Regions from separate parts of the Homo sapiens genome. Here region 2 is linked to region 1. The links are chromatin loops, found by intact Hi-C in ENCODE. Cell type or tissue: heart left ventricle. All regions are shown on one strand. Each heading gives the region's core, and the rest is flanking DNA. Links, peaks and the distances in the headings are about the cores only. Region 1 has its middle 79 kb from the start of CCDC83. Region 2 has its middle 9.5 kb from the start of LINC02695.

What was found. Hi-C counts contacts between places; a loop is a spot of excess contacts. Peaks named below come from ENCODE experiments on the same cell type or tissue, not always from the same donor. Only the 100,000 strongest peaks of a DNase experiment are listed, where the experiment ranks them.
Region 2: a loop joins it to region 1, with 4 times the contacts of the local background. A loop is called at or near these places in 89 of 110 quality-filtered maps.

Annotation. Positions count from the first base shown.
Region 1 is chr11:85,931,362-85,937,655 of GRCh38, forward strand. It overlaps the pseudogene SLC25A1P1. Among named protein-coding and RNA genes, the nearest start is that of CCDC83, 79 kb to the left of the region's middle. RefSeq lists enhancers at 4,183-4,774, 4,775-5,365. In heart left ventricle, for the core only: no CTCF peak of the experiment used is centred there; a DNase peak (open chromatin) is centred at 3,546; H3K4me3 peaks cover 432 bases.
Region 2 is chr11:86,199,838-86,206,131 of GRCh38, forward strand. No RefSeq gene overlaps it. Among named protein-coding and RNA genes, the nearest start is that of LINC02695, 9.5 kb to the left of the region's middle. RefSeq lists enhancers at 2,373-2,873, 2,874-3,374. In heart left ventricle, for the core only: a CTCF peak has its summit at 2,813; a DNase peak (open chromatin) is centred at 2,904; H3K4me3 peaks cover 1,012 bases; H3K27ac peaks cover 600 bases.

The DNA of each region.
Region 1 (6,294 bases), core at 937-5,936:
CTTCAGCCTGTTCAATTATTACAATCTATGTAATCTTGCAGCCTTCCAAAAAGGTTTGTGACTATTCTCTAAAACTTTCCCTAATATTTCCCTTTAATATTTCTGCCACTATCCTGAGTGAATCCCAACAGCTCTGCACATGTATCCCAGAACTTAAAGTATAAAAAAAGAGAATATTATTATAAATATGTTAAAGAAAGCAAGGAAAAGATGAATAAAACAGGTAAAAATATGAAGAATTTCAACAGAGCATTAGACTCTATAAAGAAGAACCCAACGGACATTCTAGAAATCAAAATATACAAAATCAAAAAGTAATAAATCAGTCTAATGGCAGACTGGATATGGAAGAAACCAGAAATAGTGAAATTTGGGATAAGTCAATATCCAATATCCAAAAATAGTCAAACACAATTCCAGAAAGAATAAAGAATAGAAAGAGCAGAACACAGTGGTAATGAACATGTGCAATTAAGCAGTCCAACATCCGCTAACTGCAGTTAGTGTTCAAGGAAAAGCGGTAGTAGGGATAAAGGAGAAGAAATATTTGAAGACATAATGGCTGAGTTTACCAAAACTGATTAAAGACAATCTACAGATTCAAGTTCTAAAGAACTGACACATGGAATCTAAGCATAATGCTGTTAGCAGTGGCCAATCTGTATGGGTCTGCAGCAAACTGAATTCTTGCCTCCTCAGAAGAAAGAATTCAACCAAGAGGCATAAGGCAAAGGGAGAGACCAGGGCAAGTTTTAGAGCAGGAGTATTAAAAAGTTTAGAGCAGGAATGAAAGGAAGAAAAGTACACTTGGAAGAGGGCCTAGCAGGTGACTTGAGAAATCAAGTGGATGGTGTGACCTTCGACTTGGAGTTTTACATGCTGGCATGCTTCTGGGGTCTTGCGTTACTTCTCCCCTGGTTCTTCTCATGGGCTGAGCTGACCGCATGTGCAGTGGCTTGCCAGCCCTTGGGAGGGGCTGCATGTCCAATGTGTTAACAGGAGTTGTATGCATGCTCACTTGAGGCACTCTTACCTTACCAGTTGAATGTTCCTAGAAGGTCATATAGCAGTTAAAGTCCCCCATTTTGCCTCTCAATGTACATGCTTGAGCCCACTCCCCCAACTACTGAGATCTTATCAGGAAGCTGCTGATCACGAGTTCCAGGTGTTTCTATCTATTGGGAGACCGCCTTTCCCTGGCACCAGTTGTAACCAATATTTATTTATTTATTTGTTTATTTATTTGTTTATTTAGAGATGGAGTCTGGCTCTATCACCTAGGCTGGAGTGCAGCAGCGCAATCTCAGCTCACTGCAACCTCCACCTCCTGGATTCAAGCGATTCTCCTGCCTCAGCCTCCCAAATAGCTGAGATTACAGGCATGAGCCACCACGCCCTGCTACTTTTTTTGGATTTTTAGTAGAGCCCGGGTTTCACCGTGTTGGCCAGGCGGGTCTCAAATTCCTTAGCTCTGGTAATACGCTGGCCTCGACCTCCCAAAGTGCTGGGATTACAGGCATGAGCCACTGTGCCCTGCCAATTATTATTTTAAAGAGACAGTTAAAACCGCCTGACCATCACTTGATGGTTGCCTGATGTTCCTGGTGGAGTGGGGACCCTCTCCTGCCTGCTAATGTCTGCCTGACTACCTACTGTAACAATGCCATATCTTGAAAGGGGGTCCTGATACAGAGAATGAGACATTTGGCCAAAACTAAGCAAATCTGAATAAATGTATAAACTTTAGACAAGAACAACACATATTGCAATATTGGTTCATTAATTGTGTGAAAAGTACCATACTAAAGACAAAGATTAATACAGGACAAACTGAGTGTGGCGTATATGAGATCACTGTACGTCCCATCATTGTCTTTTGTAAATCTAAAACCTTGAAGATAATAGTCTGTTTATAAATAAATAAAGTCACAGACTGCAAAAAGATACACCATGGGCCAGGTGTGGAGCACTTTGGAAAGTTGAAACCAGAGGATCACTTGAGTCCCCAGGAGTTCGAGACCAGCCTGGGAAACATAGGGAGACCCCCTTCTCTACATAGAATAAATTTTTAAAATTAGCTCGAAGTGGTGGAGTGTGACTGTGGTCCCAGCTTCTCAGGAGGCTGAGGTGTCAGGATCACCTGAGCATGGGAGGTTAAGGCTATGACTATACCACTGCACTACAGCCCAGGTGATGGAGTAAGACCCTGTCTCAGAAAAAAAAAAAGGATACACCATGCAAACATCAACCAAAATGAAGACAGTTTGACCAAACTAATATCAGACAAAGTAGACTTTAAGGCAGGAAGTATTAAGATTAAAAAAAAATGAAGAAAAATATAATAGTAAATGAGCCAGTTCATCAGAATGACATAACAATCCTAGATTTGTATGCACATAATAAACATGGTCTCAAAATACATAAAGCAAAGTTTACCAAAGTAAAAAAGATACAGTAAATTGTATGTTATATATATTTCATAATAAAAAAGGAAAAAGAAAAAAGAGACAAATACAGACTTGAAGATCTTACTGCACCTCTCTCAACAAGTGATAAATCAATTCGACAAAATTAATATAAGTTAACGACTGTATAACGTTCATTCCTTTCATGTGGACATGAAACATTTCCAAAAATAGACCACATGCAAGTCATAAAGAAGTCACAACAAATACTCAGAAAAATTGTAATCACATAGAATGTGTTCTCTGACCACTGTGGAATTTTATTTTTTTATTTTTTTTTTTGAGATGGAGTTTCACTCTGTCGCCTAGGCTGGAGTGCAGTGGCATTATCTCGGCTCCCTGCAACCTCCGCCTCCCGGGTTCAAGTGATTCTCCTGCCTCAGCCTCCCGAGTAGCTGGGATTATAGGCGCCTGCCACCATGCCAAGCTAATTTTTGTATGTTTAGTAGAGACGGGGTTTCACCATGTTGCCCAGGCTGGTCTCAAACTCCTGACCTCAGGTGATCCACCGCCTCGGCCTTCTAAAGTTCTGGGATTACAAGTGTGAGCCTCGGCACCCAGCCCACGGTGAAATTTAAAAACAACAACAACAAAAACCCTTCAAATAATTAGAAAGTAAGCAGAACACTTTTTAATAACTCATGAGAAAATATTTTGAATAATGAAAATATGACATGTCAAAACCTTTTGGATCCAGCAAAAGTTGTGTTTAAAGACAAATATATAACTTTAAATTCATGTATTAAAAAAGAAAGGCTGAAAAATCTCAAGCTGTTACCTTAAGGATTGTGAACCCCGAAAATTTCAGGCAGGTCTCAGTTAATTTAGAAAGTTCATTTTGAGTGCGGAGTTCAGGAAGCTCGGACCGAAGGCCGCCACTGGGCGGGCGCCCAGCCTCCCGCCCGCGTCCGCGCCTCGAGCCCCACACGCTCTGGCGGCCGCCGCGCCAGCGTCTGGGAAGGCCAAGCTGACGCACCTGGGGAAGGCGATCCTGGCAGGCGGCCTGGCGGGCGGCATTGAGATCTACATCACCTTCCCCACCCAGTACGTGAAGACGCAGTGGCAGCTGGACTAGCCCTCGAACCCGCCGCGGTACCAGAGCATCGGGGAGTGGGTGTGGCAGACAGTCCGCAGCCATGGCGTTCTGGGCCTGTACCGCAGTCTCAGCTCCCTGCTCTACGGCTCCATCCCCAAAGCGGCCGCCAGCTTCGGAATGTTCTAGTTCCTCGGCAACCACCTGCGGGATTCCCAGGGACGGCTGGACAGCACGCGCGGGCTGCTGTGCTGCCTGGGCGCTGGAGTGGCTGAGGCCGTGGTGATCGTGTGCCCCATGGAGACCATCAAGGTGAGGTTCATCCACGACCAGACCTCCCCAAACCCCAAGTACCGAGGATTCTTCTACGGGTTAGGAAGATTGTGCGGGAACAAGGGCTGAAGGGGATGTATCAGAGCCTCACGGCCACCGTACTGAAACAGGGCTGGAACCAGGCCATCCGCTTCTTCGTCATGACATTCCCTGCACAACTGGTACCGAGGAGACAACCCCAACAAGCCCATGAACCCGCTGATCACTGGGGGCTTCGGAGCCATCGTGTGCACAGCCAGCGTCTTTGGAAACACTCCTCTGGACGTGATTAAGACCCGCAGGTAGGGCCTGGAGGCGCACAAATACCGGAACTTGATGGACTGTGGCTGGCAGATCCTGAGGAAGGAGGAGCTCAAGGCATTCTACAAGGGCATTGTCCCGCGCTGGGCCAGGTCAACCTGGATGTGGCCATAGTGTTTATCATCTATGATGAGGTGGTGAAGCTGCTCAACAAAGTGGAAGACGGGCTAAGCCCAGTGGGGCCACTGGTGCCCCAGGCACCTCCAGAGGCCCCACCACTCTTGTCTCACATGATTCCAGTGCAGTAGTGCCAAAAGGCTCCTTTCCACATCCCTTGAGCTCTGTGACCTGGTCTGTGCATTGTGGCCGTCAAGTCCATGTGTCCTATAGCGCCGTGTCTCCCCTGTGGTCTCTGTGTGACACCACCACTGTGTCCCGCTGTCTGGCCCAGCCATGCTTAGTATGCATCTGGCCTGTGAACCTGTGCCCACTTGTCCATGTGCTTACTATGAGCCTGTGCCTGTGTTTCATGTTCTGTGTCATGTGACCCTGTGCCCGCCTCCCAGGGTGCCCTGTGGCCTGGGTCCTTGGCCCTGTAGCCCTGGCCCGGTCCCAGTCTGGTGCTTTCCACCCTCCACTGGCCTATCACCGCTGCCTCCGGGCCTCCCCCTGGCTTCTCCGCATTCTAGAGTCTGCAGCACCCCCCTTCTCCCGCCATTGGCCTTAACTGGCCCTTGGGCCCTTCCTCCACCCAGGACAGGGTGGCACCCACCACTCTCAGGACCACCGTGCAGAATTTTAAAAAAAGGTATTTTGCCAAGGTTGAGGACACACACCCATGACACAGCCTCAGGAAGTCCTGATGACGTGTGCCCAAGGTGGTCAGGGCAGTTTGGTTTTGTATATTTTAGGGAGACATGAGACATCAATCAACATATGTAAGATGAACATTGGTTCTGTCTGGAAAGGTGGGACAACTTGAAGCAGGGAGGGGGCTTCCAGGTCATGGTAGATAAGAGACAAATGGTTGCATTCTTTTGAGTTTCTGATTAGCCTTTCCAAAGGAGGCAATCAGATGTGCATTTATCTCAGTGAGTAGAGGGGTGACTGAATAGAATGGGAGGCAGGTTTGCCCTAAGCAGTTCACAGCTTGACTTTTCCCTTTAGCTTTGTGATTTTGGGGGCCCAAGATATTTTCCTTTCACAGGATCTAGGAAAAAAAAATAAATCCAAAGTAAAGGTAAGAAAATACAGATGAGAACACTGTTTCAGGAAAAACTGTCGCAAACAGTGTTTTTCCTTTACTTGCCCACCACAACAATCAACACAGAGGACCTCGTTTTAAAATTTTTATATTTTTTTACCCAAAACAAAAATGGTCAATAATACAGAAGACTTCTGTGACCAAATGTGGGGTTTTTTGCCACATGCCGAGCAGTAGACACCAGCTGGGTGTTCTCCAATTCAGTTCCAACACGATCTACCTGGATATGGTGTCAGAACCCATAGAGTGAGGGGGCTCAGTCCCCAAGACTGCCCCGCTTAAGCCCCACAATCAGAGTGGCAGGGAAACATTAGACTCCTGCCTTGGGGCAAGTGAAAGGAAGACAGGAGAGAGATTCTGTTTTCTGAGGCCGCTGGTTGGGTCTAACACATCCAACATTATAACAACAAAAGATTGTAACAAGGTGTTCATAGAACGGGTAATTTTAAAAAAAGAAAAAAGACCGCAACGAGGGATATGGGAATGATGAACCAACTATATATCATAACACCACAAGCAGAAACCAATTAAAGAGAAAGCTGACATACACAGGAGAAAATCAACAAACCCAAAAGTTGGTTCTGATAAACTCTAGTGCTGCCTGATGGGTTCATCTTACCTGCTGCCCAGAAAGCCCAACACACTGAGAACAGCAGGTTTTTTGCAGCAAAGAAAGAGTTTAATTAGGCCGGGCATGGTGGTTCACGCCTGTAATCCCAGCACTTTGGGAGGCCAAGGCGGGTGGATCACCTGAGGTCAGGAGTTTGAGACCAGCCTGGCCAACATGGTAAAACCCTGTCTTTACTAAAAAGACAAAAATTAGCCAGGCATGGTGGCACATGCCTGTAGTCCCAGCCACATGGGAGGCTGAGGCAGGAGAATCTCTTGAACCCGGGAGGCAGAGGTTGTGGTGAGCCAAGATCACACCATTACATTCCAACCTGGGCAACAGAGCAAGA
Region 2 (6,294 bases), core at 805-5,804, 270 kb after region 1:
AATACATTCTTGTCAGTCAGATAGAGTGGGAAGGGAACAGGAAGAGCACTCTAGGCAGAGGGAACAGCACAAGGAGGCCTGAAAGTGTATATTATATGTGAGGAATTGTGGCTGCCTGGATGGCTATCATGTAAGATAAGTAAAGGGATACCTTGGGAAATAAAACTGGACACGAAAAGTGGGGTAAAAGCATGCAATATCCTTTATACTCCATGCTAAGCTGTTTATATTAACAAAATATAGGGAGTTAGCACAGGTAGGCCAAGTCAATCACTGGTAGATTAGATCTGTTGTCCTGCAGCCAGGACAGGAGTTAAGAGGCATAGGCCTCTGTCCAGGGGCCTGGGCCAGGGTTCAAGAGGGATAGGTTCTGATGAGCCCACACTCTGAAGCCTGCAATGGGAGCACCAAATACTTGAACTCCTGGGCTAAAGCAATCCTTCTGCCTCAGGAGGATTATGGGGTTGCGCCAACAGCCAATTAAGGGCATCTTAGCACCTTTTGGATCTGAGCAGCTCTGGCCTCCCTGCTCAGCCCCTCTGGCTGGCAAGACCTTCTATAATTAGAAATCATGCTTTCTTATGCTTGGTGTCCCCTTTTAGGGTCATCTTCTCTAGCTAGACAGAGGAGCCTTGTGGGGATATTGGTAAGGATCCATTTTCTTCTTCCTATACCCGCTGTTCTAGGAGTTGGGTAGGAACATGTCCCTATTGACCTACCTCTCTTGAACCACCTATAATTCAACCAAGGAGTTTGTACTCTGGAACCTTCCTCATTTCTCTTGATTCTGGTTTTCTAAGCTCCTGACATTAAATTACTCTCTTATTTTTTCTCCTTGGTTTGATTTGTGTTCCTGGCTCTGATTCCCAATTATTCCAAAACATATTAGTTTAATGGTTTGGCCCTACATTAAACCTTACTGTGAACGACAGCCTTAAATGCCCCCTCAATAAGGGCTTTTTATCTAATATAGACCCTGCATCACATCATTGCACCTAAGCTGCCTATGATCTAATCAAGGATACATGATTTTTAAACACTAAACAAAATATAAGGTTGAATAGGATTAAACTGTAAAACATCTTGCAGTTAACAAAGAAAAGGCAGTAAAATGCAGTGGGAAAGAAAATGCATTCGAGACATCTGGATTCTAGTTTTATTTGTCACTAACTGGTTGCAGGACTAACCAAGTCTCTCAACCTCAACTATAAAATTGAAGGATTGTTCTATATGACTTCTCAGAGAACTTTAAACTCTGTGACTAGTGCTATGTGGGTAGAGAAAGGGAGGGATCTCTTTGGGTGGGATTTGTTGAGTAAGTCTTCTGGGAAAAGAGGAAAAGGGATATAAGGTGAGCTTTAAAGATGTGTGGGATTTTTTACTGGGAAGATGAAAGTGAGAGCACTTGCAGAGTTGGAGGTAAAAATGTTGGTAAAATAAGGAAGGAGGAATGAGCAGAATGGCTCACGGCACAGCAAACACCTAACACGCCAGCCTGAGCACAGCAGCTGGTAAGCAGTGGGAGAGGCCTGGAGGGGCAGGCTATGGTGAATGCTGTTGGACACAGGCTGAGGGGTCACAGAGGATCTTTGTGGAGAGAAGATTAGTCTGGAAAGAGTGGGCAGGATGGAGGGGTGGGAGAATATATTGGAGAGGAGGAGAGGAGTTTATGACCATGGTCCAGTTATGAGTTAAATACATTTGGACTAGGGTAGCTGAGATGTGAGTAGAGAAAGTGGTAAATCTGAGAGGCATTTTGAAGCAGAGATTGAATAAAGAGGAATAAGGAGGAAGTGATCTAAGTTAACTAGCAAAGCTTGAGGGGAGATTTTGTTAACAGGAAGGGGAAAGGAATTTTTTTGGGGGAGGTTTGGTCTTCTAGGGAGTTTCATTGTTTCATTCTTAGACATGAACATGTGTGAACAGTTGTACTGGGAGTCTTTTAAAATATGTACATTTTTGTAGGCAGTTAGAAATGTGAATATTATTGTCAAAACAGATAGATGAGTTTCTAAGTGTTCACACTGAGGCAGTAGTTGAAACTGTAAAAGCAGATGCTGTGTATGAAGAAGAATATTACAAAGAGAAAGACATACAATAATTAGAAGAAAGAAATTATTACACATTTTATAATGCTTAACTATTTAGCTTTACATTTTATTTCTAACTTAAATCCAACTCTTATAGTACTCCTTTGACCTGTCCTACAAATTTATCTCTCTCAATCTTTTTTTTTGCATAAATATTAGCAATCTTTTCCTTTTCTTTGTGGGTAACTGTATTAGTAAAGACAGGTTAGCTTATACTAACACTCCAAATCTCAGTGGCTGCAAGGTATTTCTCATACACTCTACATATCTGTCACTTCCCCTCACATTTTATTGGCCAATGCAAGCCACACAGCCATATAAATCCTCAAAGGAGGTGGCAGTTTGATCCCCCAGTGTACATTAATGGGAAGAGTGGGACTATTTGTGAAAAGTTCTAATGATAACCATAGTAACACACTTTTTTCCTTAGACCGTTATCTACAACCATGCCTCCTCCACCTTTTTATTTGTACCGTCACTAAAACGTTTTCAGTATGAACGTTTTATAAGCAGCAGTATGGTGGCATAATTCTGTGGCATAATTCCAAGTTGTTTCTGCTTCTTTGCTCTTTTCTCCTTATTTTGATGCTGTCTTCCTTTGGTTCCATGACAGGCTCTCTTCTTTTCTTCCTTTCCCTATTCTTAGAACTGAAGAGACTCAAGGAAATGCTACAACGGAATCAAAACAATTTTATTTTATTTTTTGAGACGGAGTCTCCCTCTGTCGCCCAGGCTGGAGTGCAGTGGCGCGATCTCCGCTCACCGCAAGCTCCGCCTCCCGGGTTCACACCATTCTCCTGCCTCAGCCTCCGCAGGCGCCCGCCACCACGCCCTGCTAATTTTTTGTATTTTTTTTAGTAGAGACGGGGTTTCACCGTGTTAGCCAGGATGGTCTCCATCTCCTGACCTCGTGATCCGCCCGCCTTGGCCGGCCTTCCAAAGTGCTGGGATTACAGGCGTGAGCCACTGCGCCCGGCCTCAAAGCAATTTTTACCCCATCTCTCCTCCCTGTGGTTGGTTCCACTTCTCTTCCTTCTTTAGCAAGAGTCATTTCTTCCCCTTTGAGTCCTGCTGCACTTCCTTCTTTTTCTCACTTCCATGTCACTCAGAGGTTAAGGCAGTTGTAGAGCAAAACAACCAGCTGACAAGCAATAGATGTTATGCAATTCACCATTTATTCTGTGCAACATTAATTAGCTGGTTGTCCTGATTTTCACAGCCTGTGCCCACCCCATACATTGTTGACTTCATTACTTCTAATAAGAATTAATCTTTTTTTCCATTTGAATCCCACAGAATGTGGTTTGAGTCTCTAATCTGATTATTACAGTCTGCCCTTCCTCAGGGTTATTTTTGTATATGCTCCCTCACTAAATCACAACATCCTTATAAACAGTGATGTGCACATAATAGATACTCAATAATTGTTAACTCACTGATGAGTCCTAAATTTGACTAACTTGCCATTGGTTTTGGTAACATTTGGGTAAATCTTGATTCAGCAATTGGCACTCAGACTTTTGCTCATATCTAGAAAAAAAGGAACATATATAAATAGAAAAAAATATTATCTGTTGAAGACCTTTCTATTTTTCACCCTCCATATTAAGATTGTAGTACTATTGTTTGTTTACAATTCATACCACACCTGCTTTCTAAGAGGCTTTAAGTAGACGTATTAGGCAATATATTCACTTATTCATTAATTCATTCATTCACTGATTTACTCAATAGTCACTTAATGAGTCCCTATCATAGGCTAGGGATAGGATAGAAAGTCTAATAAAAGGTTGGGCATGGTGGCTCATGCCTGCAGTACCAGCACTTTGGGAGGCTAAGGCTGGCAGATGGCCTGAGTTCAGGAATGCTAGACCAGACTGGGCAACATGGCGAAACCCTGTCTCTACTGAAAATACAAAGTGTGGTGGCACCCACCTTTAATCCCAGCTACTTGGGAGGCTGAGGCATAAGAATCACTTGAACCCGGGAGGCAGAGATTGCAGTGAGCCAAGCTGGCACCACTGCACTCCAGCCTGGGTGACAGAGTGACACTCTGTTTAAAAAAAAAAAAAAAGTCGAATAAAATGTGGTAACCTCTTTCAAAATCTGGGAGCAGGGGGGAGACACATAAGTAAAGCAATTGCTACTGTGCCATAAACACTGTAGCCTAAAGGAGAAGCATCTAAGTGAGATTGGAACTTCTTGGGAGATGCGACCCCTGAAACTAGCTTTGAGGTTAAGAGGAGGAGATAGCTGGAGAATTGGGGATGGTGGAGCAAGGGTTTTTATGAGAAGGAAATGTGCCATGTGCAAAAACTGAGATGGGAAATAAAATTACATGCTCCAGAAACTGCTCAAGAAATTCAATAGGACAGATCCATAACATCCTAGTTGAGGAATGGCAGGAGACAAGCTAGTGAAATGAACATGTGTCAGATCTAAAAGCATCTTGTGTCTTAAAGTAAGGAATAGTAACATCAAAGCTATGGAACACATCGAAACTCCTCTGCCAGGCAAGTGGGGTCTCAGATGCCATTCTGGGATTATACTTACAGAAGCTGGGTGTGGTTATGGGTAGGGTAAGACACTCCCCATAATATGCATGGAATAGAACTGAGAGGATCTGAAAGTGAGGGCCCAGGGGACAAAGCTAGGATTAATTCAAAGCTGACAGGAAACCAGAAATAATTAATATGAAACATGACCAGAAAGTACTAAGACATAGCAAAGAGGAAAAAATGCAGGGTCAGAGGCACAGCTTAGCATCTTTTTGTTGTTGCTGTTGTTCAGACAGAGTGTTCAGTCTGCTGCCCAGGCTGAAGTGCAGTGGCGCAATTTCAGCTCACTGCAACCTTCACCTCTTGGGTTCAAGAAATTCTCATGCCTCAGCCTCCCGAGTAGCTGGGACTACAGGTGTGCACCACCACACCCAGCTAATTTTTTGTATTTTTAGTAGAGATGAGGTTTCACCATGTTGGCCAGGCTGGTCTCAAACTCTTAGCCCCAGGTGATCTACCTTCTTCAGCATCCCAAAGTGCTGGGATTACAGGCATGAACCACCACACCCAGCCACAGCTCAGTATTTTAAAGCCACCTTTTCCCTTTTTGAGCTCCTTGAGCCAGTGTCTGGATGGTAAAGGAATATTTTGAACTGATTTGGACCTAAGGCTATCCAAGTATTTTAAGCAGAAGAGTGATAGGGCCTGTTGTTGCTCTTTTAACTCTAGACACACAGCATCTTGCTATGTCCTGTGAGCTCTACCCCATATGTGTCTGGCCCAGAGAAAGTCCTCAATAAATATTTAGTGAATGGCATGGACTTGCTACTAATTGTTAAGCACAGGAATGTTTTGTTTAGTCTATATTAGGTGAGTATAATGCTACAAGAAAACTGATTTCATAGAAACCTACAAGAATTTACTCTTCTCTTTTATTTATTGTAATAAATGTCCACTAAAATTATGTTATTTACCAGCCATCCAAATGTAAAATTAATCTTTTTTTTTAACAGTATCTCAGACATACACATTTAAAGCATACACATTAAGGAATAAGACAATAGAAAAGACACCCAAAGAAGTAGAACCAACTAAAATATAAAAACAAAATAACAAACAGTTTACCAATAAAGTGGTATACGTTTGCGTAACATCAATACAGAAACAGTAGCTAAGATGATTGCAAAAATGGAGTTAAGCAATACAAAGCTGCTTACAAGACTTGTACGTGTAAATTCTTGATCGTAATTGAACTAATGGTGGTGAAAATAAAGTTAAAATTTCCTGCAGATGTCAGGCGTGGTGGCTCACACCTGTAATCCCAGCGCTTTGGGAGCCTGAAGCAGGAGGATCGTTTGATCCCAGGAATTCTAGGCCGCAGTGAGCTATGATTGCGCCACTGCATTCCAGCCTGGGTGACAGAGAGAGAGAGAGACAGTGTCTCTAAATAATAAATACATACATAAAATATTAAAAAGAAATAAAAGAGATTTCCCATGGGAAACTTCATCATTTGCCTGCCATTCTAAAGTTGGAGTGGGGGGCAGAATAGGTAAGCTTTGGGTCCAGTTTATCATGAGAGAATGCATTAAGCAAACAACAGTTGAACAGAGTGTGGCCAGCTGGTACAATATGTCACAATGGTGCCATCATGAGACAAGGCCACGTAATATAAAAAGCGAGGAAGGAAATACAAACTCCAAGTA